2 separate regions of the Homo sapiens genome follow, and region 2 is linked to region 1. Evidence: chromatin loops called from intact Hi-C (ENCODE). Cell type or tissue: psoas muscle. All regions are shown on one strand. Each heading gives the region's core, and the rest is flanking DNA. Links, peaks and the distances in the headings are about the cores only.

Evidence for each region. Hi-C counts contacts between places; a loop is a spot of excess contacts. Peaks named below come from ENCODE experiments on the same cell type or tissue, not always from the same donor. Only the 100,000 strongest peaks of a DNase experiment are listed, where the experiment ranks them.
Region 2: a loop joins it to region 1, with 4 times the contacts of the local background. A loop is called at or near these places in 4 of 110 quality-filtered maps.

Annotation. Positions count from the first base shown.
Region 1 is chr9:119,212,526-119,229,267 of GRCh38, reverse strand. BRINP1 (BMP/retinoic acid inducible neural specific 1) reads left to right here. Exons shown (of 8, transcript NM_014618.3): 6 at 15,113-15,349. Among named protein-coding and RNA genes, the nearest start is that of BRINP1, 150 kb to the left of the region's middle. In psoas muscle, for the core only: no CTCF peak of the experiment used is centred there; a DNase peak (open chromatin) is centred at 12,147.
Region 2 is chr9:119,145,327-119,162,068 of GRCh38, reverse strand. No RefSeq gene overlaps it. Among named protein-coding and RNA genes, the nearest start is that of BRINP1, 220 kb to the left of the region's middle. In psoas muscle, for the core only: no CTCF peak of the experiment used is centred there; no DNase peak of the experiment used is centred there.

The DNA.
Region 1 (16,742 bases), core at 8,502-16,501:
ATTTGCTTTATTTATATTTGCATCCTCCATGGCATATGTGCTTGGCCAATATCAAGTGCTCATTAAATATATGCTGAATGAATAAATGCAGTGTTCCTTACATAGTCAGGAACTCAGCAAATCCTTCCACAAAAACCACAGCAAGTATTTATGGTGTGCCAAATATTAAGAACAACCACTGTGTTAGTCAAAGTGGAGGATCACAGTCTAGGGGATTAAACCAAATACATATACATAAAAAGTGTACTTGGCAACTTCAAAGATAATCTCAGTTTGATCAGTTTATTTATGAATCAATCAAGTAATTAATATTTTTCTCAATGGATCTTTATTCAATATACATCAGTTCACCCCTTTGTATTAATCTTCCCAAGTCATAGCCTATTAGGACTGACGCTTGCCTGAAATCACTCCATGGTTTCCCCACATTCGTGGGGTCCCAAATTCCCTTTCTAGCTTCAGTTCTAAAGCCCATTGGAACAATGGAGGTGGGACTTTCCTAGAAGAGGCAATGATAATAACCAACACGCGCAATCACGCAGATTATCTTTCCTCCAACTCACCCTCTTCTTTCCCATTCGTCTTTGCTCAGCAGTATCCTCTACCAGAGATACCTTGCATTCCCATCTCTACTCAATGGCATTCTACATAGTCCTCAGGAACCATTTAAAATGGTATCTTGCATGCACACATGCACATACACAGGACTGGATTAAAATGTCCCTCCTCTCATCCCATTATAACTCTTTGATTACCCCTCATTTACAGTATGATTTTTTTTTTTATTTTACTCACCTTGCAACATATTCATTTATGTTTAGTTTTCTATCTTTTCTATTAGATTAGAGTATAGGCCTCTTTAAAGGCAAAGATTTTTCCTTGCCAATTTTACATTTCGTAATATTTAATGTAGTGCCATGGGCATAGGAATTATATATAATATAATTCCTATGTGTGTGTGTATACACGTACATACATGTATTTGCTGAATTGCTGAATTGAGTTTTTGAATATAATTGGTGCTAGACTGACAGTGGAAGATAATGAGATAAGGAAGATTAGGAGGAAGGGGAAAGGAAAGAAAGGAAGAGAAAGAAGTGTGGAAAGAGAGAAAGGGAAGGGGAAGTGAAGAAGGGGGTAGAGGGAGAGGACAGGGCAGAGCAAGAGGAGCAGTCTGATGAAGAGTAGTGTCGGTAATCCCATTTCTCAGTAGCTAGACGTCACAGATGGAGCGAAGATGACTATTTTCAAAATCATCTTGCAACAAATAGTAGAAAAAGAAAGTGTAGGAGAAATGTTTAAAAATAACATTTTTTTGAGATGCTATCCTTCTTAGACATTGAGCTTATAACCACTAGCCCATTTATCCATCCCACCAACTAAGAGTTAGGGATCATGCTCCCCACTATACAGATGAAGAAATTGAGGCTCAAAGAGGATGAAAAGACAGAGAGTGAATAGGTCTCCTTTTTCTAAAGCCCCCTCCTCTCCCACACGCCCATCACTTTATGTGGACTTGTAACCTCAGGGTGATACACTAAGTGATTGTTGCCAGTACCTGGTCTCAGCAGCAGCTTTGGGGTGAATCATCTTTGTTAGGAATTAGTCTAGAGTCACAAGCAATGGCTCATGCCTACAGCCTCTCTTGTCCAGTTAGCAGGGACCTGGAGGCACTAATGGGAATTTATGTTCCTGGCTTCCTGTGGCTCTGCCGATGAGGCCCTTTCAATGAAAGAGCAGTGCCTTTCGTGTCTTCATGAAAAATGAGATTACTGATTTCCACCCAGCTAGCTGCATCCAACTGTTGCTTTTACTTTATGAACATAGGAGCACCTTGTTCTATGCTCGCCAGAGGAGAAGGATTCTTCTCAAGAAGAAAGGGATTGAGGATATCAATCAAAGACTCAATCAGAAACCGAATAGAATGAGGAGGATGGGCAGAGAAGATTTAATTAGAAATCGGATAGAATGAGGAGGATGGGCAGAGAAGATTTGCCAGTGATAAAGACTAGTTAATTAGGCCTCTGAGCTTCCTTAGGTCTTTTAATCTGTAAAATGGGAATAAGAACACATGTATCTCAGAGCTATTGTTCTTCATTTATTTGGAAATCACATAGAAAGCACCTGATCTAAAAACCAAGAGGGTTCATAAAATAAGAATACTAACAATAACGGCTATTATTTGTGAATAATTATCATGTGCCAGGTATAGAGCTCATTTCTTTACATGAATATTTCATGTAAACCTCAACACAGTCCCATTTTTCAGATTTGAAAATTGAAGCTCACAGAAGTTAAGTAACTACCTTTTAGAGCAGGAATTTGAACCCAGATCCACTCAGTGCTGGTATTCTTAAACTCTACATAATTTTGCTTCCCAACCTGGGGCATATATATAATAGTCATGGTTTTTACTAGATCAGGAATTTATATAGCCCTTTCCATGTGCCAGCACCATAACCTTTCTAGGTTCTGCTATTTACTTTAGACAGTCTGTGATTTTCCTAAAATTACTTGCCAACTTGTGTAGGTGTGACCGATTTCCATAATTATTCTCATATTCTGAAATGGATCTATAACCGGAGAAGACAAAAAAAAACCCTAGAATAGATGATACTAGGCTTTGCAGCAACCCAGGAGTATATGACTGTAAAAAGAGCTGCTTCTGACCTACAGAAACCTGGAATCTGGAGGGAACTTAAAGACTCAGACTTGGGCAGGAAGGAGTAAAGAATTCTAAGCAAGCACAAACTGATGGGGTATAAACTGATGCTGAGAGAAGGAGTATCAGGGAGTTACTTCTTGGTATGTAGCCATGTGGGGCTATACCATTCAAATAAACTTGTGGCCAAGTACGCAGCATGGAAATCGTGAGAGATAAATGGTTGATGTGGCAATTTGGTCTATTTAACAACCATGTCCCATTAGATTCCTTGTCGATCTCATTGATTGTGCAGAAATGAGGCATCAGGATGGCCAAAACCTAAATAAGTTACCCATGATAATTAGTTTATTGACTCCATGGAGATATGGTGCCTGTTTATTTTTTAAGATGATTGGGCCACTTCTTATCTTCTTCCTAACAACTTACCTTAGAATTAAGCTCTCCTTTTGCACTGTCAACAAAGCATTTTTAATGTGCCTCTATTATATTCCAGATACATTCTGTCTTGTCTTATGTGTACAATTGTACACGTCTGCCACTAAATTGTAACTGAGATCGCTGAGAGGAGAAACCATATGCTTTTTCATTTGTTCATTATTTGCTTCTCTTTCTCATAGTGTTTAGCTTATAGTAGATGCTCAATAAATGTTTACGGTTTAAAGTTATTTGAACTGTCGAATCGATTTGTTTTGAATCTTATTTGTTTATTGTTGCAAAATATACACAACATAAAATTTAACACTTTAATCATTTTTAAGTGTTAAATTTAGCAACAGTACATTCACAATGTTGTGCAAATATCCTTACTATTTCTACAACTTTACACAACCCCCAAAACAAACTCTATACCCCCTAAGCAGTTATTCTCTATTTCCCCTTCCCTTCAGCCCCTGATAACTACTAATCTGCTTTCTGCCTCTATAGATTTGCCTATTCTGGTTGCAGTCTGCCCTCTATACCCTTGAGTTCCATATCCGTGGGTTCTGGGTCTGTGGCTTCAACCAACCAGATAGAGACTATTTAAAAATTAATAATAATAATACAACAATAAAAAGTACAAAAAGTTAGTACAGTGTAACAGCAGTTACATAGCATTTACATTGTATTAAGTATCATAAGTAATCTAGGGATTATTTAAAGTATAAAAAAGGATATGTGGAGCGTATATGCAAATACTATGCTATTTTATATAAGGGACTTGAGCATTCATGGATTTTGGTATCAGAGGGTGGTGGGAGGGTGGGATTCTAGGACCAATCCCCTGCAGATACCAAGGGATAACTGTATTTCAAATCAATGGAATCATACAATATGTGGTATTTTGTGTCTGGCTTCCTCCATTTTACATTTTCAAGGTTCATCTATGTTGTAGCATGTATCAGTACTTCATTCCGTTTTATGGCAGAATTAATACTTCATTGTATACATATACTACATTTTAGTTTTTCATTTATTGGTCAGTGGACATTTAGGGTTGTTTCCACCTTTGACTACTATGAATAGTGCTGCTATGAACATTCATTTACAAGTTTTCATTTGAATGCTTGTCTACAGTTCTTTTGAATATATACTTAAGAGTAAAATTGCTGAATCATATGGTAATTAAATTAAAAAAAGATTTGGTGTAAAAATAAGTGTATTTTGTGGCAGATTTCATTATTACATTATTGTTCGTTTCCTCTAAGAGGATTATATACATACAGTGCATTTCCATGTGACTGGCAGCACTGCACTGTGGGAGGCTCTGTGACTTTCCATTTTAGTGACATTGGCCTTGTCCATGTGATTTGCTTTGGACAATGGAATGTGAGAGACATGGTACATGACACATTTGGGCAAGACACTTTAGGAGACATTGTCTGGCATGGCTTTTGCTCTTTTCCCTTTATCATAAGAATGGCATATTCCTGAAAAAAGGCTGCACCTTTAGCCTACATCTGAAATGAAGAAGACATCTGGAGCAGAGCCAAAGCACAGCTGACACGAAATATGAGCAACAAATCAACCTTTGTGGTTATAAGCCACTGGGATTTTGAGGTTATTCGTTACCACACAGTAATTTAGCAAAAGTGCCCTAATATTAAAACACTGGATTAAATAACATAAACCACATTTATTTACTGCAGGACTTCTCAGTGTCTTGACTGTGCTAATATGTATTATGAGTCTAAAGAGGTGAATTAAGTACAGAGTTTTCTGAATGTATTTGGGTTTGGGCATATTTGCAGATTTGTGATTCTGTGGCATACAACTTGGCAAATGCTGGACCATATATACTATTCAGGTTCAATCCTGTACAAAATGACTTTCCCAAACTCCTCTACTATTATAAAAGTTAGAGAGGTCTTCTTTTTTGTTCCTATGCAAACTCGTGCATATGTATGCATATATTTTATTGTCATTTTACATTTATAAATCTTTTTCTAGTGCCAAACTAGAGCCCCATGAGGCCATAAACCATGTCATATTCACTTTTTGTATCTCTAGCATCCAGTATAGAACTGGCTTAATAAAGTGGTAAATGAAAGGACTTTCTTAATAGATGTTCAATTGAGTACTTTAATTTTTGCATACCTACTATGATCTAGCACTGGGCTTGTTACCTTGGAAAGAATGCAAAAAAAAGAGATAAAGTTATTGTCCTCAAGAATCATAATCTATAGCAATGGATCCATAACAAATTATTTGCTGAAGTTAGTGGCCAAGTCTTTTAGCACCATTGTTCTCTTAAGAATATCTTTGTGCCTATGTATTTTTTTACTCAGATCTTTCTGAGCACATGTCTGTAACTACTGAGATGAAATTTAAAAAGCCTCGTGTCTCAAGCTGTAATATTGTGAAAGAAGATACAGGTTTTGCTAATGAGGGATGGCTGTAGAGATGGGGCATGCTAAACATAGAAGACAGAACCACAGTCCTCTCTGAAACACATTCTGTCTAAAATTGCCTTCATTCAAACACGTACTCTGGGTACTCAATACTGTGCTAGATGACAGGGAAATGGTAGATGAATGAGCTGTGTTTTGCATTCAGGAAGCTTATAGAGTAGGAGAGACATGAACATGAGCACACATATGATACTGTAAGTGTCCCATTGGGATTTGAAATATGTGCAAGGTGCTTTTGGTTGCCAGCAGAGAGACTACCTGAGACCACATAAGACTTCTGGAGAAAGGAATAGAAAACAGGGCAAGGTCAGAAAATAATGTCACTTAAACAACTACCCTGTACTAAGAGCTCCACAAGTGCTATTTATGTTATTTTATTTTCAGGTTCATTGACATATAATTTACATACAGCCAAATATACCCTTTTGAGGTGGACTCTTCTATGAATTTGACAAGCATATTCAGTTATGTAACCCCCACCACAATCAAGATATAAAATAGCTCATTTAATTTTTACACTAGCTTTATGAAAGAAGCTTTGATAAGAAAACTGGGGATCAGAGAAGTTAAGCCTCTTAGCTTCTTCAAGGTCAAACAGTTAGTGAGAGCTGAAGGCAAAATGTGAACAGGAGAGAACTTGGCATGCTTGGAGAACAGAGATAATGGTATGGCAGGATATAACAAGAAAAAGAAGGGAGATGGGTAAGAGAATAATTTGAAGACATCAGCTGATCCAGGGATCAGGTAGCACAGACTCTTACAGGTACCAAATTTGGTTTGTATCATGACTTCTGTGAAGAAGCTTATATTTAAATTGAACCAACCTCTTCTTAAAGCTTCAAGAACATGTTCATGTTGAAATTTTATGAAATTGAAAAAAAAAGTATGCTGGCTTCCTTATCCTTGGTGATTTCATAAATTAAGCTATATTATCTTTTTTTGAAGTTAAAATTCTCATTTGGAAGTCCCTCTGGCCCAACCCCTCTAATCAGTATAAATCCTTTCTATTTTTATTTATTTATTTGTTGTCTTATCTCCCTCACTACAAGGTAGGTTCCATGACAGCAAGGATTGTGTCCTTGCCTTTCCTAGTTCCTTGTCTTTTCTCTAGAACCTAGAACAGTGTCTGCACATGATGGATGCCTTATTGATCTTTGCTTGACAAATGAATAAACAACAGCACAGAGCAGAATCATAGAAAAGTCAGGTTGGAAAAAATCTTGATGGTCATCTAGTAGAAGAGTTGGCAAACTTTTTCTGTTAGGAACCAGATAATTAATATTTTAGGCTTTGTGGGCCGCATGTTCTCTGTAGCAACTGCTCAACTCTTTTATCTGCATGGCTGTGTTCCAGTAAAATTTGTTTATAAAAATAGACTGCAGGTCAATTTGGCTATAGTTTGTCAACTCCTGTATCTGTTAGTATAAGCTAGGTTATGCTGTGCTAACAAACAATTCCTGAATCTCAGTGATTTGCCAAAGTGAATGCTTATTTCTTCCTTATGCTACATGGTGGTCACAGTACTACTGTGATTCTGCTCCTCCGATGGCCCCTATCTGGAACATTGTTGGACTTGTAAAAAGAGAGATTGATGAGCTCATATGTTGTTTTCTATAGCTTTGTTTGGAAAAGACACACATCACTCGCACTCATATTTCATTGGCCAAAACATGTCATGTGAACTTGTTTAAGTTTGGAGAGTGGGGATGTGTAGTTATCTCTAAGAGGGGACATTATAAGAAGGAGCACTGAATGTGGGTCAATGATAACCCACCCTACCACCTGCCATCTGAATCTTTGATGGAACCAAGATTTGTTTGTGCCATGTCACCTTTCAAACTCTGCTTCCACACTTCCAGTGTTGGGGAGTCCTCTGCTACCAAAGCAACCTGCTTCATCCTTTGAAACGTCTGATTGCTGAAAAGGTGATTTTATTGTGCTGAATTCCATATACCTGTATCTTTCACCTAAGGATTCCAAATCTTCTTAAGATCCTGCAGAGCAGATGATTTTATTTACAAACACAAAAGATTACTCTAACCAGGAGGGGACATTTCCGAATTCTTATATCAAGGAAGCAGGAACCCACTCACCAACCCCCAGGTATCTGCCTTTCCTCATTTTCCAGAGTGTAAATGACCCATCATGGAGACAGAGCTGAACTTCTGAATGAGATCATAGCCTTTTCGCCCTTTCTGCACAGTTTCACCCGGTGAATTATTGTCTTATTTTCATTCCACTCCAATGAGCTGTCAGCGATGGATACTGTAATTCACAGCAATAGAAACACAAACAGATGGGTAATTGACCTGCATGCCTTCATTACACTGGAGTTCAGCATGGCTGTTGGAGCCATAAAGTCCTTTATCTGCCAGTCTGAAATCCCTGGGCTTTCACAAGGAAGGGGATCAGGCTGACTTTTTGCAAAAGGTGCAGTCCTTGCTGTTGTTCTCCTCACCTTGTGCATTTCGGAAATGGACAGAATTTGACAAGCAGAACTTAGTGGTACAAGACAACAGCTGGGGCTCCTATAAAGCTCAGAGATATCTACAGGGGGCACATTCTGATACAAGAACAGGATAGAAAAATATTTATATTCAACTAAAATAGAACCTGTGTTTTTTCCTTCTTCCCTTGGCACTGTAAGAAATCGTGTATTTAATATCTAATGAAATAGGTCAGAAAAGAGCAAATCCATCAAAAATACCACTGTATTAGGTAATTAGGATATAGAATAAAACAAAATAAAGCTTACCAAAAACAACCTATGACAATGCATGGTCTTTGCCTTGCATAAGAAAGGCTTAGATTGACCCAAATTATGCCCTCTGCTATGGCATACTGAGTTCACTTTCTTTATCTACCTATTCAGACCATGCTCATGTTTCAAGATTCAGCCCACATCCCACAGCCATTACAAAGTCTTCCATATTCATTATTTCCAGGCCTATTTTCTTTCGTCTTCATAATAGATCACTGACTTATTCAATACTTGAAATACATTTATAAAAACCTACTATGTGCCAGACACAATACTACTTTTAATGTTTTAATCATCAATCAAGGACTTTCTTTCCCGTTCTTGAATTTTTTTTTTGCTTTAGTTTTCAATATCTGAGTAACCTCTCTGTTTCTTTAGGAGGTGGGAAGCATGCATTAAACCTCTTATTTCCTCCAACAATTCCTAATGTACTACTTGTTAAAAGGAGAAACAAGCTGAGTTCCTGTCAGCAAAAGAGCAGAATCAAAGTCAGCGATGAAGATTGGGCTATAATCTTCAGGTCTTAGGTTCACCTTCAGCTTCTGTTGATTGGATCTTCTTTCCCAGTTATCTTTTCCAGATATTCTTCTTTCCCCAGCCTCACAGAGCATGGTCAGTTGATCCAAGTGCCTGCTAGCAATATCATCAATGTTGTTGAAGGTCTCCAGAGATCCAACTTGAGGGTCCCCTAAAGTTCTTCTGTTACTTGAGTACTCCCAGTGGTTGAAACTCAATAACACAGTGAGCCCCATTTTTTTCCTGAGTCTCAGAATCCCATCTTATAATGAATAAAGATCTTTCTTGTACTATAAGAAATGCTATTTCCTCTAAGGAGCTCACAGATTTCTGCTTTGTGTCACCCTTCCCTTCAAAATTTTGATCTCTTGTGTGCAAGTACTCTTTCTTTTCTTTTCTAGGGAACTTGTAAGCAAACAAACAAAAGAAGACGAACCTTAGTCAGAAAGAAATGTGAGGGCCAAGTTGATTCTCAGCTGGAAGGAGTTCTATGCCCGTGGCCTTTTCCATGCTCTTCCCGCTGTCTAGACTACTCTTTCTGTGGATCCCTCATCCCCTAGTGCCCTTGTATCCATTAGGTCTCAGCTTAAATGCTACCCCCTAGGAGAGTGGAGAGTGCTTTTAACACCCCTAATCCAGTCCATGCTGAGTTCATTGTTCTTTCCCTGTGTTCCCTGAAAAACTTGTACTTCTCATAGAATACTGGTTTCATTGCATCCAAGCAACTAGTTTACATCTCTTTCTCTCTCTCTCTCTCTCTCTCTCTCTCTCTCTCTCTCTCTCTCTCTCTCAGTAAACAGTAAGACCTACAACAAGAGGGAGTTGTCTGCCTCATTCACCCTAGTATCCACAGCACAGCTGCCTGGCACATAGTAGGGCTTCAGGAATATGTGTGAAAGAAGGGAAGCAGAAAGATGGGAAGAAAGAAAGGAAAGATAAATGGGAAGAAGGAAGGAGGGAAGAAAATGAGGAAAGAAGGAAAACAGGAAGGAAGGAAGGAAAATTAATAGAAGAAAAATGATGGAGTGATTAAAAACGAAGACCAATAATAATTATTTTAATCCTCATATAAGAAAATGCATTCTTAGCATGTTTTATACTGGCTCAAATGGTGCTATTCAAGGAGGATTTTTCAAGAAGGGTTCAAGTTTGGTCCAGGTAATGAATGTGATCTGATATCTAGTTAAATGGGGGGCAACCTAACATTTGTTGAACACTTAATTATGACAGTGTCTTGGTCTGCTCAGGCTGCTGTAACAAAATTTCACAGACTGGGTGGCTTACACAAAAGGAAATTATTTGTCACAGGTCTGGATGCTGGGAAGTCTAAGATCAAGTACCAGCAGATATGGTGTCTGGTGAGGGAGGGACTGCTTCCTGGCTTGTAGACAGCTACAAGCTGTCTCTTCTCCCATCTCTTCCTTTTCTTATAAGGGCACTAGTCCCATCACAAGGGCACCACCCACATGACCTCATCTAAACCTAATGACTTTCCTAAGTTTCCGGCTTCTTATACCATGGCATTGCAAGTGAGGGTTTTGGCATATGAATGTATGTATGCAGGGGACAGGGAGCGCAAACATGCAGTCCATGGCAGCCGAGTTGTGGCTTAAGTTTATGCCTTTTCTCTCTTTGTTAGTATACAAGGAGATTGGGGTTTCAACCTCATAGCCAAAAAAAAAAAAAAAAAATCCCTGAGTTTCAGGGGGTATAAAACATTGCCAGAGGTCTCAACTGTGCTGGAGCCACCACAGGGGTTGTAAGCCAGGTCACCCTCGAGTGTGTCAGAACTCAAGTTGAATTCCTAGATTGGAGTCCTGGTTCTGTTACCTTAGTTGTGAGACTTTGGCCAGGTCACCTGATTTTTAAATTCTAACACCTCAGAAGCCTCGTGAGGCACTTTCTTTTCATCTTGGAGAAGGAAGCGTTTAAAGTTCAAAGTCAACACTTCCTCCTTGCAGGAGGAAGTGTTTAAAGTTCAAAGTTCCTTTGACTGTTAGGGTGCAGTGGCTTATGCCTGTAATCCCAGCACTTTGGGAGGCCGAGGCAAGTGGATCATGAGGTCAAGAGCTCAAAACCATCCTGACCAACATGTTGAAACCCTACTCGGGAGGCTGAGGTAGGAGAATCGCTTGAACCCGGGAGGCGGAGGTTGCAGTGACCTGAGATTGTGCCACTGCACTCCAGCCTGGTGACAGAGTGAGACTCGGTCTCAAAAAAAAAAAAAAAAAAATATTTATTTGATCAACAAATGAGTGCCTGGAGCCTACACTGGGCTTGACCTTAGTTTATACTCTGGGGGCCCTTAGAGGGCAGACAGGTCCCTTCTTCCCTAGAGCCTACTCTCTAATGGGGATGATAGAAAAACTATTAGAAATAAAACAAATTCAAAAGATAATTTCAGCCAGGAATTAATCCTATGAAAAAAATTGAAGATGCCTTTTAACCTGGGTCTGGGAGGGTCTGGATTATAGGACAAGGGATCAAGCAGAAATCTGAGGAGAGAATATTCGGTGCACAGGGAAACGCAAGTGCAAAGATTATGGGAGGAACAATATTGATGTGTGTATTGCAGGTACTGAAAAAAAGGCAGGGTTTTTCTGATGTATTCTCAGTACAGAAGAGAATATTAGGAGATAAGAGGAAGGAGGGAGGCAAGGAAATAGAGATATCCCATCATGTGACACAGAGAAAGAGAAATAATATCTCAGCACACAAAGACTGTATACAAGCTACAAAAAATATTGTGAGATGCACCTGTCGAAGGTGAATTGAAAGGAAAAAGAATGAGGCACAAATCAGGAAAAGAGAAGGAAGACATCTTGGGTGTTCCCACATATACATTGCCCACATGCTCTGCAGAACAGTGAAACATTCCATTTTAAATTATAACAAGATTATTTTAATATATAAAAAGATTGGGAGAAAAATATTCCATATGTTCAGTGTGGGTGAGTTGATGTTCAAATAAAACTCTCAACTATTGCCTGCCTGGGTTTTCTAAGGCAAAATTTATATGCTTGGCAATAACAGTAGCCCTTTTCTCTCTCATTTTCTCAGTTTTCTTTTCTCTCTCTCTCTTTCTCTCCGTGTGTGTGTGTGTGTGTCTGTGTGTCTGTGTGTTGTGTCTTTGGGAACTGTGGGGACAGAATATTTCACCCCAGCCGGCAGCTGTATATCTTTCAAACAGTGGTTTCACAAGCCAAATCCCCCTCCAAATTATTTATGGTTCCCATTGAAGCAGGCAGGATTCAGGCGCCCATGTAGGAGTTCAGCACTGGGCCTCTTTGTTGGACACAGGCCATCAGGAGACGACTCTGTCTGTGACTGCTGTGTGAACCTCCGCTGCCGTAGAAATGGTTATGTAACTTTAAACAGTAATGACATTTTACAGAAAAGTGCTTTTTAATTGCTATGTCTTCATTGTTCTCTTTCGAAATTGCCCAGGAGATTCTGCCTCCAAGACAGCTCGGCATGTTCTGAGTTTCCATTTTTAAAGAGCAGCCAGTTTTGTATTTTAGCTGCTCCCAGAAAACCCCCAACCCCAAACTTCATCTGTTTTCAGTTGCATTAAATGGGGTAGGTAATACTGCCTTTTGTATCCTTGCCAAATGGAAAAATGATTTGACGCAATTTTCTATAAATGCTCTCCCCAAATTCCTTTTGGGCTGGGACCAAGAATAGAATATTTTATCCCCTACAGAAGGGAGAAAGAAAATGATGAGCAAGCTAGAAAAATAGAACTGAGAATATAGTCTGTAGAGTTCCTTTAAGCAACAGAAACTTAACCCCGATCCATACACCCAGTTGCCTATGGGGGATTGGGATCAGCTAAAAATAAATTTGGCTCTAGAAGAGAAAATGGTGATATAGATAAAATGACTAAAAGAATTGTAGACTCAGAAAGAATTGCACACTCTGAAAGAATTGTAGACTCAGTTCAGAAGGGACTTTATTCTTGATTTGTTTTACCTCACGTTTTGGTATGTGTGTTATGCCCTTGTACAGTAGCCCTCCCAAACAGTCACTCAAACCCATACGGACTCATTGCTCATCAATGTGGAGCTCACTCAGTCTCACAGCAGCCCGTTGTTCAACTGTATAGCTTAATCTGCTAGAATCCCTTCCATGCATATTGACATATACACCTTTCTCAACAGCCCTGTCACCAATGCTGGTTCAACAGGCACAGAATTCTAAACCCTCCTGCTTATCAAAGCTCTGCAAATATGTGAAGACTGCCTTTTGATTATACACCCACACCTGTTTTTCTTTCATTAATCCTGAAGGTTTTGTTAAACCTTTAACCACTTTAATCAGAGGAGTGGCATCATCATCAATATCGTCATCGTCATCACATCAAAAATAAGAACAGACAACATTTATTGTTTGCTTGCTATGTGCCAGGAGCTTTTCCAGATAATTTGTAGGCATTCTTTCATGTAGTCCTCTCAATAATCTTTGTACATAGATACTAAGTGGAACCTAACAGGCAGGCTGAATATTTTGCTTGAGATGACTTAGGTAGTAAGAAGAGGAGCCAGTGCAGCCCTGCCCAGGTTTTTGACCACACCGTGCAGTGCAGCCATGCCCAGGTTTCTGACTACAGCATGCAGTGCAGCCATGCCCAGGTTTTTTACTACAGCGTGTGGTGTCCTGCCATAAGGCATGCTGGAGGAATCATCTTCTTTCCCACAATGTCCCTCTGAAAATATTCTCTTTTAGCTGCCATGTGAAGACAGGTTGAAAGGATGGGGCTTATTTAAGTATATATAAAACCTGAAGAAAATGGAAAAAAGATAAAAATCTAGAAACAACTGTGAATAGAAAATGGAAGAAATGCTGACCTTGTTGAGCAAATCCCTGATGAGTTGGATTAAGGAGTGTCCCTGAAGCATAAATGAGAAAAAAAATAATCCAAATAAGAATACAGTTCTCTTTTACACAGTGAGTAGTAGAACCATTACCTCATATTGGAAGCTAAAACTGTTTGCAGCTCCAAATGAGGTGGAGAGAAATGTCCTAAGCGAAAGTGCCCTAATGAATTAAGTTAGCCCAGATCTGTCCTTCTCTCTGGGCACCACAGACAATAGACCACTCTGCTGACTTTTCATAGGTACCAGAGTAGTGCTCATGTCCAAATAAATCCTTCTCTATCATTGGCTCTCTGTATTAAGACTTTGAATATTCAAGTATAAAGAGAGGATCATGAGATGTAATCCAGAGTGCTAATCCTGTAACCATGGGCTGGTCACTTCCTATTGGTAGACCATGGCTTCCTCACTGTTAGAGCAAAGAAGAGAAAATTAATTATCTAGTGATGCTTGTGTCTAGTGATGTGTTAGTTTTTATGTTACAGTGGTCCTATTAAATTATATCACTCTAATTATGTTACTCGTACCCTTCAAAACTACCAATGTGTACCTATGATCCACAGAATAATGTCCAAATTCCCTAGCATATAATAAAGCCCTTTGCACACTGGCCTCTGTCCCTCTCTACAGCTATTTTCTACAGCACGAGCACCTCCATTCATCCAAGTTCATTTCTTCACTAGGAATTTCCAGACACATGATGCCTTTCCTCTTTTAAGAATGTCCTTCCTGTTCTTCTTTTAACCTAGTGTTCTCTTACTTGCTTTTCAACCAGCCCAAATTCTGTCTCCTCTATGAAGGTTTCCCTGCTATCTAAACAATGTTATTTGCAGTCTTCTGCTGTTCATTTGCCTCATATGGCTCTCTCTGCTATAGGTCTATAAAGCCATGTTATGATGATGTGCGTCCATGTCTACACCTGCTGATTATATTGTAAACTCCCCAAGGGCAAGGATTGTGTCTTTTTTTTTTTTTTATCTCTACAGGCCTAGTGCCTAGCTCAGAACTTGTGTTTCATAAATAGGGTTTATATAAATACTTAAGGAAAGCACTTGAGGAAATAAAGAATAATAAACAATAATGTTATATTTTCAATAAGAGTTTTCTCCACAAATGGAAAAGGTATATACCATATGTGGCTCTAGCCTCAGTCCTACTATAACAGAATAGAGTATGCCTTTCAGAGATGGCCAAAGTCATGACCTGAGAAGTTTAAGTAAAAGTGATGCAACTGGAAGCCTCACCAATAATACCCTGTCTGGATCTAGGTTGGCCCAGAAATATATTGGTTCCAATACACAGGGAGAAATGTAGCAGCTTCAGATTCCTATGTATCACCTTTGGAAATTGTTAATGAAACACCTTTTTTTAAACCTTTCTGTTTTCCCTTCTTGCTATTCTCACACAGGTCTTCAGATAATCTTTCCTCAGTATCTGCAAGAGAAGTTTGTCCAGTCGGCCTTGAGCTATATCATGTGCAATGGGGAGGGGGAGTACCTGTGCCAGAACAGCCAGTGTCGCTGCCAATGTGCCGAGGAGTTTCCGCAGTGCAACTGCCCCATCACGGACATCCAGATCATGGAGTACACGCTGGCCAACATGGCCAAGTCTTGGGCCGAAGCTTATAAGGACCTGGAGAATTCAGGTAGAGAGTCTCACTCAGTGCCACTGCATGAGTGGCCTTGAGCCAAGTCTGAAAGGGAGCTAATCTAACTGGAATTAGGACTGCTGCAAGGGAAAGTTCAGTGACCCTGACCCTTTCACTTTGGAGTGTCCAGATGCAAGTATAATAGCTGTCACAGAGCAGGCACTCAATAAATCTCAACTGAATAAAATTAATGAATAGCATAATCCAGTTTGTGGTCATATGATGTATTGTTTCTGTCGTACCCAGAAGACAGAAAGAATAAATCTGCATAGGAAGCCTCTGGAGAGGGAAGAGTCAGAGGTAGTTGTATTGATTCCTTGGGCTGTGTATGTGTGTGTGGATATTTGTGTGTGTATGTGTTTGTGTGTGCACCCACACACTTCTGTCCATCTCTATAACTAGATAAACATACCTCTATGTGTATATTTATATGTGCATATGCATAGAGATATAGATATCCAAAGAATCTACAGACTATCAAAGCTCAAAGTCTCTTTTCTGGTATCTTAGTTATTTTCTGCCTTTCATAGTTCAGAAAAATGAGTTTCAGGGGTGGAAAGACAGTCATCCAAGCTCCTAAAGTGGATGAAGTCTGAAGTAGGATCTCTACCTTCATGGACATTTGAGTTTTGTTGGAAAGCCAGGCATTAATTATGTAACCATGCCAATGATTAGGAAATGTCAAGGATACGTCTGTAAAAAGGGAGGAGTTGCTGTGAACAAACGATGTAGAGTTGGGGGTCAATGTGGTCAAGGAAGTCTACCTTAAAAAAGAACAGAAATGGAAGTATCTGACTATGGTGCAGATATGAGAAGGTGATTACAGGTAGACCAATGGGAGGCACAAAGGGCCTAGGAGAGAGATGACCATGATGTGGGTTAAGGAGATGGTACAAGTTGTAAAAACTGGAAATGTGCAGATATGCCAACATATTTAGAAGGAAAAAATGGCAGAGCTTGATGTTAGATTGTCTACAAGAGTTGAAGAGAAAAGGGATATTGAGGTGATACTCATAAACCTCCTTTAGATAGGCATGTTAGACAACTTGATAGATGTTGATATCTTTCATTGAGCTAGAACACCCTGAAAGATTTGGAAAGAAGACCATGTGCTCACTTTTCTATAGGATAAGCTTGAGAATCCTTGAGACTTCCAAGAAGAGATGCCAAGCAGGTACTTAACATATAATATGTGCTCAAGTACCTGTTAAATAAATGGACTCATGCAAAAAAGCATTCCTGTCTTTACAACAACATTATATTTCTTAAATCTGTTATAATAGCCACCTTAAAGGAAGTACTAACATTTCTGAATTACAGAGAAGGGAACACCTCCTCTATAATCCTCCTGCAAGACCCAGTGTTTTCCCTAGGGTTGCACAGTTAGTAA
Region 2 (16,742 bases), core at 3,999-11,998, 63 kb after region 1:
TTTCTTTGCGATATCAAAAGCTCTATCTAGGTTCCTTCCCAATAAAAATGTACCTTCATATACACTTTTGAAAAATATTTCACAGATGCCTTAACAACTTTTCTTGAACATTCTGGAATGCTACCAGCCTTGGGTGAGTACCTCTGATCTAGTCTAAACCATGAGTTTAGTTTCCTTTTCACTATTTCATGCATAGTTTGAACTAGGATCACTTACCAAGTTAATATAACTTGCATAGCACCCTCCTGCCCATCAGAGAAGGCAGTCTTTATATAAAGATAAACATCTTGATAGGAATGGTAGTTATGGTCACTTTAACAAAACCTTGAAATATATCATAGAAACACATTTATTTAGTAGATACATTATTTGTGAGTATTAACTGAAAGAAAGAGGCTTCTAAACTGGCAAGTAAAGAGTTAGGCTAAAGGATGAAAAAGAATGCCTTGGTATATATGGCATAATCAGTAGACAGAAAGCATCTAGATCACTGAACCTGGGATAATGGTGGGCATGAGGTTTGAAGGAGACATTGTTAAATCAGTAAAAGAAAAATATCTGCCAAGTAGCTTGGAATAAACAAATAGGTTTCATGAATCACAAGTTGAATTGCTCTCTGATTGAATATTTGACCTCCACTCCCAACATCCCTCACTTGGTAGGTGTCCCCTGAAACTGTGTTGATTCTACTCAAGGGCCAATCTCTCCCTAAGAGTGGACAATGAGCCTTTTCCACAGTTCAGGCTTCATAGTCTTCATGAAACTTCCAGATGGAGGTATTTATCCCAGTCCAGGAAGAAAATGGCCTGGATAAAAATTTTAAACAAAAAGCTGCAGAGCTGATGATGGGGAGAAATAAGGGATACCCACACTGAAAGTCTGAATTTTGTGCTGATGTCACCAGAGATGACTGTGCTTTCCCTGTCTAGTGATTCCCCTCAAGCTTTAACCAGGGAGCAGAGATTGTACTGACTTTGCCACAGGCCTGAATGCATAAGGAGATTGTAATGCCTTTATAAATTAGGGATGATTATAAACACTGCCAAGGGTTTGTTAATTATATGGTGTTAATGGTGTAAAAGATAATTATAAATTAATAATAATGTCACCTAACATTTTGTGAGTGCACAAAAGTATTCTGAGCTTAGAGACTAGACCCAGGTTCTGGGTTTTTCCTGAATTTTCAGGCACCTACAGAACCAGAATTAGAACTCAAATTTTCTAATTCCCAGATTAGTGATTTCACCATTACACTCAAGCTTATTCCTGACATGAGAAAATAACAGGGAGCATACAGCTGTGGCTAAGAGCACAGATTTCAAGACAGGAAATGGGACATAGAGCTTGGCTATATACCAGCTGTGTGACTTGACTGAGATATTTAACCTCTCTTGCTTCAAATGTTTCTTCTGTAAAATGGAGATTCTTAGTAGGTCCTCCCTAAAATGGGTGTTATAAGAATTAAGTACTTTTAAAAAACCTAGAACAGTGTCTGGCATGTAAGGAGCCTATCTATTTGTTAAATAAATGGCACAAATAAAAAATATAATTTTGATAAACAGATAGATAGACAAATTCATCTTAATAATAAACTAAAATTAGTTGAGCTCATGGCACTAGGGAGAGCCAAGTACTATAGTACGAATTTGATGCAAGTTATTTTATGTCTTAGTCTGTTAGGAGTGCTATGACAAAATACTGAGACTGAGTAATTTATAGGCAACAAAAATGTATTTTTCACAGTCCTAGATGCTGGAAAATCTAAGATTAAGGCATCAGCAGATTCAGTGTCTGATGAGGGCCTGTTCCTCATAGATGGCCTTATTGCTTTGTTCTCCTCACATGGTGGAAGGGGCAAGGGAGCTTGAGCTTCTGTTACAAGGTCACTAACCCAATTAATGCGACTGTAGGGTCATGGCTTAATAACTTCCCAAAGGCCCCACTTCTTAAAACTATAATACCCTAAAACTTGGGTATTAGGTTCCAACACATTACTTTTGGAGGAGAATAACCAACATTCAGATCATAACATCTTATTTAACTTCATGGCAACCCAGTGAGGTGGGTCTAATTAACACTTCAGTTTACACACAAAGTAACTGAGACTTAGAAAAGTGAAGTAATTTGACTATGGCCATGCAGCCAAGTAATCTGACAGGTGGCCATGATGGAATTATGATTTGTCAGTCTCCATAAACAGGTCTTCTAACTTTGCCAAATGCAATTTCCCCAAAAGATACAAATAAATGCTCTAAGAAAGTTATCTGTAAGGATAGCTCAGACTCTAAAGGCATCTGGTACCTCTCCTTTAATACAGAACCATGAAATCCCTCCGTGAGCCAGAGTCAAGTGTATCTGGATAGTGCTAAATGTACTGACACCTGGAATCATAGAGCTTCCGCCTGTTCTGGAGGGCAGATTTTCCATCTGGAAGAATGTAGTCTGACTCAGAGCACAGATGCATTTCTTACTCCTTCTCAAACACCTCAGGGAAGCCTGCTGGCTCCAGGTAGGGCTGCCAGCTCTCTCTGGCAAAGCAGTATTGACTGTGCATCACTCTTGTCTGGGAAGGAGTGGTACTAAGGGAGTGAAATGGGCAGACACTGAGCAGTGGCATGGGTATTTTAGATCAGGAGATGAAAACTGTAGTCTGTTCCCCAGCACTAAGGCACATAATGAAGGCCGTTGATCTCCAGCTCAGCCAGTTCCCATATTTCATCATAGTGGGTAGAGCGGGGAAACAGTCTGGTCCAAGCCCCGTGAAAACCTATCTGAGGTCCAATAAATGTAGACCAATATAGCTTGAGGGGATTTTTAGCATGAATGAGGAGGAGGAATGACTTCTGTAGACAGTAAGTGGGGCCCTGTGAAGGCATCATTGTCCTTGTTCAGCATCCTCTGTCTTTCTACTTTCTCATATTATTTGTGTCTCTCTGATCCCAAAATTCCAAGAATTTTTATCCTTGACCATAAGAAGTGAACCAATTTCCCGTCTCTTATGGTGACACTGAAATTTTTGACAGGCAGAATGAAGACACCTTATCATAATAAGAAAGTTTAAATGTTTACGAAAGCATTACTTCTATAAGTGATGTCTCCGGAAAAGGGAACTATAAATGCCATTTTCTGCTCTTCTAGGTTCAGTCAAGTCTTAGGATTCAGCACACATTGATAGAAGAGGAAAAGAAGGCATATAATTTTTACTGAGCCTCTGTGATGTCCCAGGTATTTAAAATGTATCTTATTTAATTCTTACAAATCTCTAAGACAGAGTTATTATTTCCATCATACAGGTGAGGAAACCAAGGCACGAGAAAGGGCTGGTAACTTCAGTTTTGCAATTACTGATTTAGCACAAGTGTTAAGACATGAGGATGATATGGAGTGGTTAGGAGCAGGGGGCCAAAGGCCTGAAGGGGTTTACTTCTTGGTTCTGGTCTTCACAAACTGTGTGGCCGTGGAAAGTTACTAAATCTCTGTAACCTCAGTCTCTTCATCTGTCATGTAGGTAGAATAACTCCTACTTCATCTTGTTGGCATGAGGACACATCTTTTGCCAGGGTGTCATCGCTTACATGAGTTAGTGCAGTTAAGGCCCTGTCTATAACTTCCTGGCACCTAGTAAGCATTCAACTGAAGTTAGCTTTCATTATTCCCTTGAGCCAGGCATGGCTCAAGACCAAGACTTGGAATCATTGTCCCTTTATGCTCCTTGGCCTTCCCTATTGTGTATGTGTCTCCTCTGAAATCCTCTCCAGCACAGGAACTGAGTGGAAGAGTTAGAGATAAATCTCTGCCTTCCAGGAGTTCACAAGTGACCAATGACAACAAATGTACTTTAAACTCAAAATGGCAGCAGGGTACCATCAGAGGAGACATCATTTTTAAATAATTAAAATGGAATCTAGGCTGGGCGTGGTGGCTCATGCCCGTAATCCCAGCACCTCGGGAGGCCAAGGTGGGTGGATTACCTGAGGCCAACATGGTGAAACCCCGTCTCTACTAAAAATAGAAAAATTAGCCGGGCATGGTGGCACACACGTGTAATCCCAGCTATTCAGAAGGCTGAGGCAGAAGAATTGCTTAAGCCCAGGAGACAGGGGGTTGCAGTGAGCTGAGATCATGCCACTGCTCTCCAGGCTGGCAGACAGAGAGAGACTCTGTCTCCAAAAAAAAAAAAAAAAAAAAAAAAAAAAAAAGGGAATCTGGAAACAAGAGAATGAAAGACTAAATTTGTAAGGGAAGGAGCTCCCAGCGACTGTTCCCAGTGTCCTCTCCCCTGACAAAGCTTCCTATAGCCTCACCCCATTTCAAGGCAATCAGGGATGTTGCTTAGCAACCCCACCAGGAACAGTGGAGTGAGTTCTGTCCTAGTAGCATTAAGGGTTGCTACTGCAGTCCTGAAAAGGACCAAACTTTCCTTTAAAACCCCTCCTCCAACACAAGGGACACCAGCAAATTGGAGGCAACTGGGAAGAGAGTCCTCTGAGGGGTAAGGATGAACAGAAGGCAGGTAAAGGGGAAAATAATCCATCTAAGTTAGTGGAAAAATATAGAGAAAAATATTATTCTTATTTTCTTCAAGCACTGCAAACACTTGGTGGGTTAAGAGAGATTTGCCAAGCCAAGAACTTGGTGAGTCTGCTTCACTGAATTTTGATGTGGCAATTGAGGCCAGCAGGACATGCCCAGTGTATTAGTCAATTTTCACGCTGCTGATAAAGACATACCCAAGACTGGGAAGAAAAAGACGTTTAATTGGACTTGCAGTTCCACATGGCTGGGAGTCCTCAGAATCATGATGGGAGGTTAAAGGCACTTCTTACATGGCAGTGGCAAGAGAAAAATGAGGAAGGAGCAAAAGTGGAAACCCCTGATAAACCCATCAGATCTCATGAGACTTATTCACTATCACGAGAATAGCACAGGACAGACTGGCCCCCATGTTTCAATTACCTCCCCCTGGGTCCCTCCCATACATGTGGGAATTTTGGGAGATACAATTCAAGTTGAGATTTGGGTGGGGACACAGCCAAACCATATCACCCAGTTGCCAGCTCCTGTAGGCAATCACTCCCAATAGCTGCAGCCTCTTGGTTACCACCTACAAGTTCAATCTCAAAGTAAGATATGGAGAAAATATTATCCTTAGTCAGTAGAGACTGAAGGTGTTAAAGTTCAACTCTATGTTAATTCATTCAACGCATATTTTTTGAGGCTTGCAGTTCAGATAGGCAGTTGAGCATTAGTTTTTAAGTGTGATACATGTTAAGGAGAGGGAAGTTTAAGATGCTATTGGAGTGCACGACATGGACTCTTAACCTAGATTGGACCGGGAGGGGAAGGTTGCAGAAAGCACCTGAGGATCTGATGTTTAATAGGAGTCTTGAATGATAAGTCAAATTGAATGAAGAGAGCAAAGGAAACATTTTTCCATGGGGAGTACACAGTTTAGGCAGTGGTCCAGTTCAGCTGGAAATGAGAGAAGTGGATGAACTGGGGATGGGGACACAGAGTAGTAGTAGCAGAAGATAAGGGTATTAGGCAGTCATATGACGAAGTCTTGCAAGTCATATGAGGATTTTGGACTTTATCCTAAGAGCTACTGGCAGCCATTGCAAAATTTCCAGCATGACGAAATATAATCAAAAGTACCCAGCATCCATTCAGCCTTTCTGCTATCCCATCCTACTCTATTGTTGTACCACAGTATTTGGATCCCTGCTCCAGTCTCTTGAACTCCTTGATTTCCTTCTTAGATTCCCTGTCCCTGAAGAAAGGGAACCTTGCTAGTTTTTTTTTTTGTTTTTTTTTTGCCACATCCGCACTCCTTCTTTGATGTATAGAGTCCTGCTCTTGCACATGAGCTTGTAGCATCCATTTACCTGTCATTTCTTCTGTCTTTGCCTGTTACAAGACTATCAGTCATAGGGCTTATCCCTGTCACCCATTTCCATGTACTATTATGGCTGCCCCCGATGCTGTTTGATTAGACTACCTCTCCATTACTCTCTATTATCTTCATCCTCCCTATACCAGGTAACACCCATTGAAGTAGTTATCTTCCCACACACTGTAGCAGCTGTGTGTGAACCAACTACTTGCCCAGGAACTGATCCGCTCCAAAAGACCTGTCTCATTTTGAGTTCTGTCCAGAACAGAGATGACCCAAAATATTCATCCTAACCATTCACCTTTTTAGAATAGTGGCTAAGCACACTGCTTCTGGAGTCAATTTCCCTTGTGAGTGAATCTTGGCTTGCACTATGACTTAGCTGGGTGAACTTTGGCAAGTTAGTTAATCTCTCTGAGACTAATTTTATTATTCTTACATGAAGATATTGTTGCCCACCTTATGGGGTTGTTGTGAGGATTAAAAGAGACTATGAAGAGAAAATATCTGGAATAGCACCTTGCACTAGAAGGAACAAAATAAATACTGGTTCCTCTTCACCCTTCCTCTGAAAGCACATTATCTGCACAAATTTCTGGTTTTGATCCTTACGATATCTTTCTAAAATTGGAGAATCAAAGGAGATTCTGCATATAAAGCACAGATATATAGTATAAACAAAATAAATATAGCTAATATTATTCATTATTATTATAAATGAAGCAGCATACCCCAATTGAGAGATTAACTGTGTCTTATTTTCTTGAATATAGGCTCATGATTAATGAACAAGAGGTAACCATCCATATGATAATTCCTTTCTGTATATTCATATGTACCATGCACATACTGCAGTATTTGTCTTCTAAGTTCTCTTTTCTATCTTTGAGAAGGACCAGCAGCCTCTAAAACCTTCCTGTTAGTTTCAGAGGCTGTCCTGAAACAACAACAACAACAACAACAACAACAACACACCTTCCTTTTCGTTTCAGAGGCTGTCCTGAAAACAACAGCAACAACAACACACACACACAAAAACAACTCCCTCTGGGAGATTAACAGAATAGCTGAATTGCAAATCTTCATAGCTGCCATTGTTATCCGAGTTTAGAAAAATGGCATCCCATGCAGCAGTAGTGATGATTAATATTATGGGCTGAATTGGGTACCCCTAAAATTCATACGTTTTAAGTCTGAACCCTTAGTACTTCTAAATATGACTATATTTGGAGATAGGGCCTTTAAAGAGATGATTATGTTAAAATGAGGCTTTGGGGTGAGTTCTCATTCAATCTGACTAGTGTCCTTACAGAAGAGACAATTTGGACACACAAAGAAACACCAGGGTTGTAAGTCCACAGAGAAAAGGCTTTGTGAGTACATAGCAAGAAGACAGTCATCAACAGACCAAGGAAAGTGGCCTCAGAAGATTCCGAAACTGCTGACACTTTGATTTTAGAACTGCTGGCCTCCCAAACTTTGAGAAAATACATGTATGTTGTTTAAATAACCCAATGGTATTTTGTTATGGAAGCCCTAGCAAACGAATACAGTGGCCCATTAAAAATTAGGCAATCATTGTAGAGGTAGGTAGAGGCCAGGTGGAGAGAGATATGTGTTTGAATCAAAAGAGAGAATGGTTGTTTGGGCAATCCCGGCTCAGATGTCCTGAGAATGGGTGGATAGAGACCTGCATTTTGCTTTCCTACGGAGAACTGGATCAATGCAACTGCTGCCCTAGGTGCCTTGGAAAATGGATGCCTGGTGTGTGTCCTTGAGGCCAGTATCTAGGTCCTCTTGTGAAGACTGTAAGACCATTAAGAGGACACCACAAGTGGCCTCAGTGTGACTCTCCATGGAAGCAGCACCCTCAAAGGATGCCTTCACAACATTTCCAGAGACTGTTTGCAAGGCAGTGGTTTGACCACTAACCGGACCTCTGCCTCATTTTCCTGGGGCCATATGTGCAGAATTGATGCAGTCTCCAGAAGGAGGTTGCAGGGAGCTTCATTAATGAGTGCAGTGGTCATCCTGCTAATCAGGTGGGAGGCAATTCAGAACCAGAAATAATATATTTTAAAAAGAAAGACATGTAACATTTCTAGCATCTGTATGTTGTGGAATAAACTAATATCCATCATATATAAATAGAGCAACTAGAAAGTCACAATGTATATTAAGGCAAGAGGAATACTTATTTTGATCTCTGTTGCATTCCTACTGCAAGCATAATGTCTGGCACCAGGTATGTGCTCAGTAAGCATTTGTTGAATAAAAAAAAAGAAGCATTCATATGTTATTTCCTTCATTTCAGAGACGCACAGGCAGAGGCCCAAGCAGTAAAGAGACCTCACCGAGATCATGCAGTGAATCAATTGCAGAGACAAGGCAAGATTGAAAACATTTTGACTCCAATTCCAATGCTCTGCTGAAAGCCCATGTAGATATTTAACATCTTTTCTGCCTGGGCCAGAATGTGCAGAATTATCTAGTGTGACAAATCCTCTTTTCCTCCGTCCCCGTGCAAAGGGAATTGCCATCTTCTGTGATCATCAAGCTGGCAACATCAATCTGGAAGTTTGTTAATGACACTGACCTAAATCTGTCACATTGCAAGAAACTCTTCACAGCAGCTGGGATTTGCTGCCATATAACAGCTTTATGGTATGTGGAACTCTCTAATAAGCTGATTAAAAAATAAAATGTTTGAAGCCTTAATATGTACTTTTCAGACATCTGATAAGAAGGAAAGTGAATGGAAACCTCAAGCTGAGTGTAAAAAAAGCAGGGATCCTGTTGTATGAGAAGATGCACATCCTTGGGTTGAGGCACTTTCTCACAGTTATCAGAGCAAAGGTCTGGCATGACCATATCCTTGTTTAAACGTTTCTTGGTGGTTTGTCTTATTGACAGTTCAGTACATGCAGAATAAAGTCATAGGTAAGCAGTGGGCCTTCTTAGGATGAATTGACTTCTGACTATGGCTATGAAACAGGACCATTTTATCACTTATGTGCCTGACACTGACGTGTGCATCTATATCTCTAATTCTCTAAAAGACTCTGAAGGCAAGATACACATGGCCACCCTCATTTTACTAAATAGGAAACTGATTCTCAGCAAGTGTCTTTGGTCTTGAAACTTTGGAGTAGCAGGAGTCACACAAGCTCTGTCTGACACTCACGCTCATATTATTAAGCCATTCTTTCCTTCTTTCAAATCAAGCAAATGTGAGCACCTACTATGTGCTTGGTACTGCAGTTAAATGGCTTGCTACCTCAAAGCAAAGGAAAATGTACTAGAAATCTTCCTCAATTCAGAAAGTTTTTACAGTGTGCTTGAGTGTACCAAACTTCTAGTTGAAATACAGATCTCATTATTATCAGCACTTTTCTATTATAGTAGGAAACCTAATCTCATAGATGAGCATTTTATAATTAAATATTGGGCAGAAAACAAAAGTTAATTTAGCAGAGCTGGGTTACTTAAACCGTGCACATTCCCAAGCAAGATTTGTCTTCAGGGCTGGTCTTTGGCCAACTCTTAGGAGAGGGGTTCTGAGCCTTGCTTTATTCTGCTTGATGAGAGTATTTTTGTATGCTTAGGGCCATGGGCCATGCTGTACCATTTTGACCAGATAGCTTCTGCTAATAAGTGTTGTTTATGGTGAATCCCTGTTTTTGCTCTGGAGATCTGGAATCAAAATAGTTGAGATCAGTTATACAGATGTTGCATGTCTATGTAACCAGTCCCTGCTAAAAATCCTGGACATCAAGATTCAGGTGAGCTTCCCTGTGAGGCAACACTTCACATGTATTATCACACAATGTTGCTTGGAGAATTAAAGTGTCCATGCAACTCCACAAGGACTGGACACCTGGAAGCTTGCATGAGCAGTTTCGCTTGGACTTCACCCTATACAACTTTTCCCTTTGCTGATTTTAGTTTGTGTCTTTTGCTGTAATGCTCTTTAACAGTTAATATAACAACTTCTGTGAGTTCTTCCAGTAAATCATCAAGCTTCAGGGTAGTCATGGGCACCCCTATATAACTATCTGCTTCCCCACTCATCATCTTCTTTATTCCTCTTCACACTCCTGAGAGCAACTGAGCTGGCATATCCATTCTGTGAATAAGGACTCCTGGGCTCACTAAGGTAAAGTGCCTTCTTTGATGGTGTTTTAGGGGGTCCAAAGTCACCTGCAGTCTAAACCAGCTGACCTTGAGAATGGTTAAACAGTTGGAGATCTATGTTTTGCCTGTCTCACTGAAAAAGGAGAGGACTGTGGATGTGGCTTAGGTGCACATGATAAAGGGCTCTCTATGACTACATCCCAGAATTATGGGTACACCCACCCAGTCACAAATGGCCCTGGATGACTACAGTCCTCTGTGAGGAATGAGTTTCCCTCCCAAGCTTATGGCATGTTAGGGAGAAGACTGATGCACGACTTTGCAAGGAGACAGAGCCAGAAAGTCACTTGATCTCTCAAACACAACTGTCAGAACAGTCACTGCATTCTTACATGAGGAATAAGTGAGGAAGTAGAGAGATTCATGGAACATGCTTCTGATTAATAGGTGCCCTTCTATGCAGACTCAGTGACAGAGAGGAAAGAAAATTGCTTGGATATTTCAGAAAGTCAGCAGTGCTGCCAGAACTAGAACTCCCAGTGTTCCTGGAGGCCAGGACATGTCCTCCGACAACATTCTACATTGACCTCATGGCAAACACTGTGCTTTTTATTGTTGACTTCTGACTCTGAGGGTCTCCATGACATAAGATACTGCCAATGTTTAAAATACAAAAAAGCAATAAACAACCTTCATTGAACTCAATTAGCACCATATAGTTGAGGAAAACAACCTCCCTCCCTAAAGACCCAGGACTATTTCTAAAAGACTGTGCCTGAAATATAAGATAAGCATAAATCTTTAGTTCTTCTCAAGCTATTTTGCCTCTATCAGAATGTGGCCAGATATTCAGACCTGGCCCCATCAGCCACTTCTTAGTCCTGTCTCAACTCTCTCCCCTTTTATAGACTAAAAAAAGCTGTTGTGAAACATTAGGCTTCTGTGTCTCAGCTTCATTCATTCATTTGTTCATTTATTGAGCACTCATTAAGCATTAGCTATGTATTAAATGTTAATCTATATTTTGAGGCTGCAAGAACAATGAAGTCCTTGCCTCAAAGGGTTTACCCTCAGTTTTAAGAAGTAGAGCATGCTGATGAAACATAGAAACATGGACTCCCAAAACAAAGACAGACTTATTTGCAGGATACAGTCAAGATATAGATGAGAGAGTGGTACATCTTATTTGCACTCTAAAAACACCTACTTCTGCCCTGTCATTCACATCAGCTCCCCATTTTCTCCCCAACTTCCAATTACCTCTTTTTGCCCCATTCTTCAGTTATTCCCAACACCCACTCATGATTTGACTAAGTGCCCTCAGTACCTATATCCCTCACCAACCATGATGGTTTGGACCAGATGCTCTACTGAGCCTAGTGCTCAGTCTGTACCAGTTCAATTGCCATTCAGATTTGGGCCTTGCAGCCTGCCTTGGCAACTTCTGCAAGGCTTTTGCCGGCAGAGCTCAAATTGCACCTCCAGAGACCTAGAGGTTGTGTTGTACTTTCTATGGCAAGCGTATGGCCTGGAATTGCTTATCCAAGCTGAAACACAATCCACTCACCTCCTGGTTTGGGGGCATGATTTAAAGCCTTAATGGTGTCTCATCGATTTCTTAAGGTATGCTCAGAACTGGCACTCTGCTCTTGCATATTTTAATCATTACTGTTTCATTCTTGCATCCTGAGGTGATTTTATTGGAAGAATACATGCTTGAAGAAGTTGAATTAAATAAAGATAAATCTCATTAATTCAGGCTCCACTAATTCAGGCTGTACTCAAACATAACTTTGTGTTATCCAGAAGTAAAAAAGATTTTCTAAATAAATTAATGATGGAAATAAGACCTCAGGGGGAAGAGAATGTTTCACCTGTTTAAAAGGCAGTGCTTCCAGACACTGTAGGGATTTCACAAGGGCCATCAACATACAATTTCCTTTGTGTTTGTTTATTAAGGCTAAAGACTTATTCATCAAATACAAATTTCCTGTTTGGCAAACCTTTCCTTTAGTTTGTTATTTTGTAGAGTTGGAAAAAAATAAGGCTACACATCTTTTAAAATAGTCACCAAACCTAATCCTCTCCATAATGCTAAATATATTAGAGACATATTGTATCTACACATAAATACATGTGAGCACACATTAAAAATACAATGGAAACCTCTTAAAATGAAGTGGCATATTTATGGTGGGTAGGAGAAAAGGTGATTTTTATTTTCTACTTTATATTTTTAAGTATTTTCTGTAAAGAATTCTTATTTTTATCATCAACATAAACATGTAAAAAATCACTAAAGTTTTTGAATACCTAACAGGTCTTTCTTCCCTCCAAATAGTATATATTAAGTAAAGCTGAGTCATATTCAGCATTTATGAATGAAAAGACTTGGTAAGTAGTGTGAGAAGCTGTTGTACCACAATTCCAAAATTTATCTTTAGGCCACCATTGTTGGAAGCAAACAATCAGGCAATCCATTCAATTTAGAATATGAAGGGAGCCTTGAATATCTCTTACTTTGCATCAGCAACCACCTGTTATGATCATGGCAGGATTGTGGGAGAAGTCGAGGAGGATGTTGATTCTGCCTTTGTATGTGTTCCACAGAAGTTCAGAGGTGTCTTGGTCAAACTGAGGCAGCTGACACCCAGCACAGTAGACTCTGTGGTAACTGAATACCTTATAAGCCATTAGAAGTGCTAAACACCTCCCATTAAACTTCTCCAAATCCTATTGGTTACCATTACAATGATTACATTACAATGACTGCAGGTGAATTGAATATCTTATTTGTTCCAGGTAATTTTCCATGCACTTTGAAGATAGAATTTACTTTTTCACCACAAATAATCACAGATTGATGCTCAGGGATAGGGAAGAAATTGTCCAGGTTTCCACAGCTGGTGCACTACGGAGGCGATATTCAAAGCCACAGTCAGCCAAAAGAAAGCCCCTACCCTCAACACCATACAGCACTGAGTGCCACAGCCTAATAGCCAGACCGCATTCCGGCTGTTGCAAATATCCATCCAGGCAGTGCACTGGGAACTTCAAAGGGCCTTAGTGTTTGCTGGTCATTCTTGAATTTTGATGTTTGATTCTTGAGATAAACATGAGGTTGAATTGACCAGATACCTCCCTTGAGACTGGAACATATTTATAGGCTCAGAGAAAGCACAGTGTAAAGAAAGAGCACTAGATTAGGGGTCTAACAGTTTTGAGTTTTAACCTCTGCTTCTTCTCCTAATTGAATATATGATCTTGACTTTGTGTTTCACCCCTGTAAACCTCAACATTTTAAAATCGATCAGCATATACACCAATGAGGAGAAAAAATGAGATAAAGTATTTTATAATGACTTTAAACTTTCTTTTTATTAATATAATTTTAATTAATGACATCTTCAGCTTCACAATCAACTGTCCTCAATGATCTAAGCATGCAATTCAGAATTCTCTGAACTAGATAGTGCACATAGGCTTTTGTTTAACATAGACTTCAGTAGGTCTTTCTGGAAGTAAATAGTGCCATTTTAAACAAGAATGTGAGTCCAGTCTGCAATCAGGCAGGTATTAGTAATTTCTATTTTTCTTGCCTGCCCTAACCTTCTAAAACTCAAATCATGAACTCAGATATTTTATTATTGATAGAAATAGATGTCAAATGGCTTGATAAATAACCAGTTAGGAAGGTTGTTCTTACTGTAATAATCCCAAAATCTCAGTGTCATAACATTATAAAATTCTCTCTCTCCGTATCATAGTCCAATGTCAGTTGGGTGTCTCCTCTTGGTGTCTCCTCTGTAAGTAGAAACCTGAAGATCCAGATGCCTTTTTCCTTGCAATGTCAGCATGTTAAATATGTGGCCTCCACGGATTATTACAGAAGAGAGAGAGGTTCTTACTGAAGATTTTAGAAATCAGACCTGAATATGTTGTGTATTCCTTTAGGCCACATTATATTGTCCAGAATGAGTCATATGATTTCAGCCTACTGCAAGTCTTACTGTGTGTCTAGGAAGTGGAGATGGAATCTGTGAATACGGTGGTTTCTTTTCGGGACATGGGGCTGAAACGCAGCCACAGTGCTTCAGTATGCTGAGAGTCTGTTCTTACTGGCTGGTGTCTTTGCTGTTCCAGTTGTTCAGTATTATGCTGGCTGAAATTGCTTGTTATAGTGATTAAGGGCAGTGTTGAAATAGGTTTATGTTTTGTTTCATTTCATTTTATTCCATTCCCTTCCATTTTACTTTATTTTATGAAGAGAGTGTAATTTTATTGCCACAAATTACCATCCCATATGTCTTGTAATTGGAGTCATAGAATATGTAGCCTTTCCGATCGAGGTTTTCACGTAGCAGTATGCATTTAAGGTTCATCCATGTTTTTGATAGCTTGATAACTTGTTTTTTAATCGCTTTGTTGAATTGGTGTACCACAGTTTGTCTATCCATTCACATACTGAAGGACTTGGTTGCTTCCAGCTCTTGGCATTTATAATACAGCTGCTATATATATTTATGTGCAGATTTTATGTATATATAAAGTTTCAAATCAGTTGGGTAGATACCTAGGAGCACAAGTGTTGGATTGCATGGCAAGACAATGTTTGATTTTGTAAGAGACTGCCAAAGCGTGCAAAACGTACCGTTTTGCATTCCCAGCAGCAACGAATGAGAGTTCCTGTTGCTCCATGTTGTCACCAGCAATTGGTACTGTCAACTTTTTAAAAATTTGTCATTCTAGCAGGAGTGTAGTTGTTAGAAATCCTTTTTCTTTTTTTTTCTTTTATTTTATTAAGTTTTAGGCCTTTTAAAGCTTCAAATATTCTGGGACCACTATAAACACAGCCAGACAGTGGCCTAGCAAATCCTCTTGACATTGACATTATTCACTCTGAGTGGGTGACTGGATAGGTGATGATGTAAGGGAAGATATAATTTTCCCCATGCAGATTGGATAAGCAATTGCACAGGGTTAAGCTGTATAAAATACTCATTCATTAGAGGGCTGAATGATCAGCTGGTAAAATCTCTGATTTGACCCGTCTCTTGGGCACAGTGACAGTGCCCACCACAGAGACAGTGGTGTTCTCTAAATCCATCTCCTTCACACCTTCTTGGAACATAAGTTTGTTGCTAGAGCCGCTCTGTAATCTATTTTCCATGGCAGAATTAGCTGAGAGATAGACAGATTTAAATCATCACTTAAATTATATAGAAAATCCTGACTCTAAGGTTTAAGGGAAACACAGAGACTCGTTCTTATAGAAACCAAGAAATTGATTTCTAAGGAAAAGAATGCCCCCAGGGAAGAGGACATAGCAGATATGATAAGAAAGAATCTTGAGTTAATACCTCAGAAACTAAGCTTCCAGCTATTCAACTTTCTCTTCTGTTTACACAAAGCAAATAGCTTGTGTGAAAGAATGGCCTCCATTCAAAGATAATTGATAACATCATAAGATTCAGTATTTTACCTATGTATAATACATAGGTGCAAAAACATGTGGGAGTACGTATATGAACAAACCTTCACCCCATACTCAGAGGGAAATACATTACTGAAACCAGGCAAAAAAGAATATAAAATGTACAATCAGAAGAATAAGTGAAACCAAAATTATTTAAAAGTATTCAGAAAAAAATATCTCATTGTCTGGAAAGAAAAAAGTTAACTTCAGTAAAGAAAGAAGTCCATAAAGCATTATAAAAGAAGAAAACAAGATGATAGGGTATAGACATAAAAAGTGAACTAAATTAATTTTTAAAAAATTTAGAGGAGAATAATAAAACCATTAGAGAAATTGAATCATCATTAGAAGAAAAAAAAAAGTAGAGTTAAAACTTTACCAAACATCAAAATTTGTGAAGGACAAGTTTAGAAAAATAAGATAAAATAACAAGAAATAGGAAAGCAGTAAAAGTGATCCAGAAAATTTAGCTAGGATTATAGAAGAAAACAGCCATATAAATGATTAATGTTTCTGAAAAAGAGAACAAATTGGGTAGAAAACAATATTTATAATGTAACAGAAAAACACTGAATTAAAAAAATACATACACAAAGTGAAAGTGTGTACAAAGTCTTCAAAAATTTGATTTAGCAGAAAAACATCTAAAGAGAAACATATCAAATGTGAGACATAGCTGTATAAGTTATTGTTTCTAAGATAAAAAATGACTCCTAAAGGCATTCAAACACACACACACACACACACACACACACACACACACACACACACACTCCCCTTTGGAGAGGGGAATGAGGAATAGACTAGTTTCTGCTGTTTTTTTTTTTTTTTTCTAGGCAACAGTTAATGCTAGTAGACAGTGAAGCAATGTAGACAGGCAAGGTGTACCCTGCTCTAGGGGAAGGGAAGTGTGACCCAAAGACTTCGTGCCATGCCAAATTGGTGTTCAAGAATAAAGGCAATCAAAAGCCATTTTTATACATGGTAGAACTCAGAGTAAACGTCACCCATGAGCCTTTCTTGAAAAAAGATGTGGTCTTAAAGTCCAGTCAACCAAGAAATGAAGCAAAATAAAATGCATAGAAATGGAGGAACTATGGTAACAAAGTTCTACATACTGAATTTATTTTAATTTGAACTAACTTTGAAGAATGGTTGGAATTTTGGTTAATATGCAAAATGTTGAGTATTATAAACCATGAAAATACATATGAAAATGAAACTAAGACAAATTAGAAG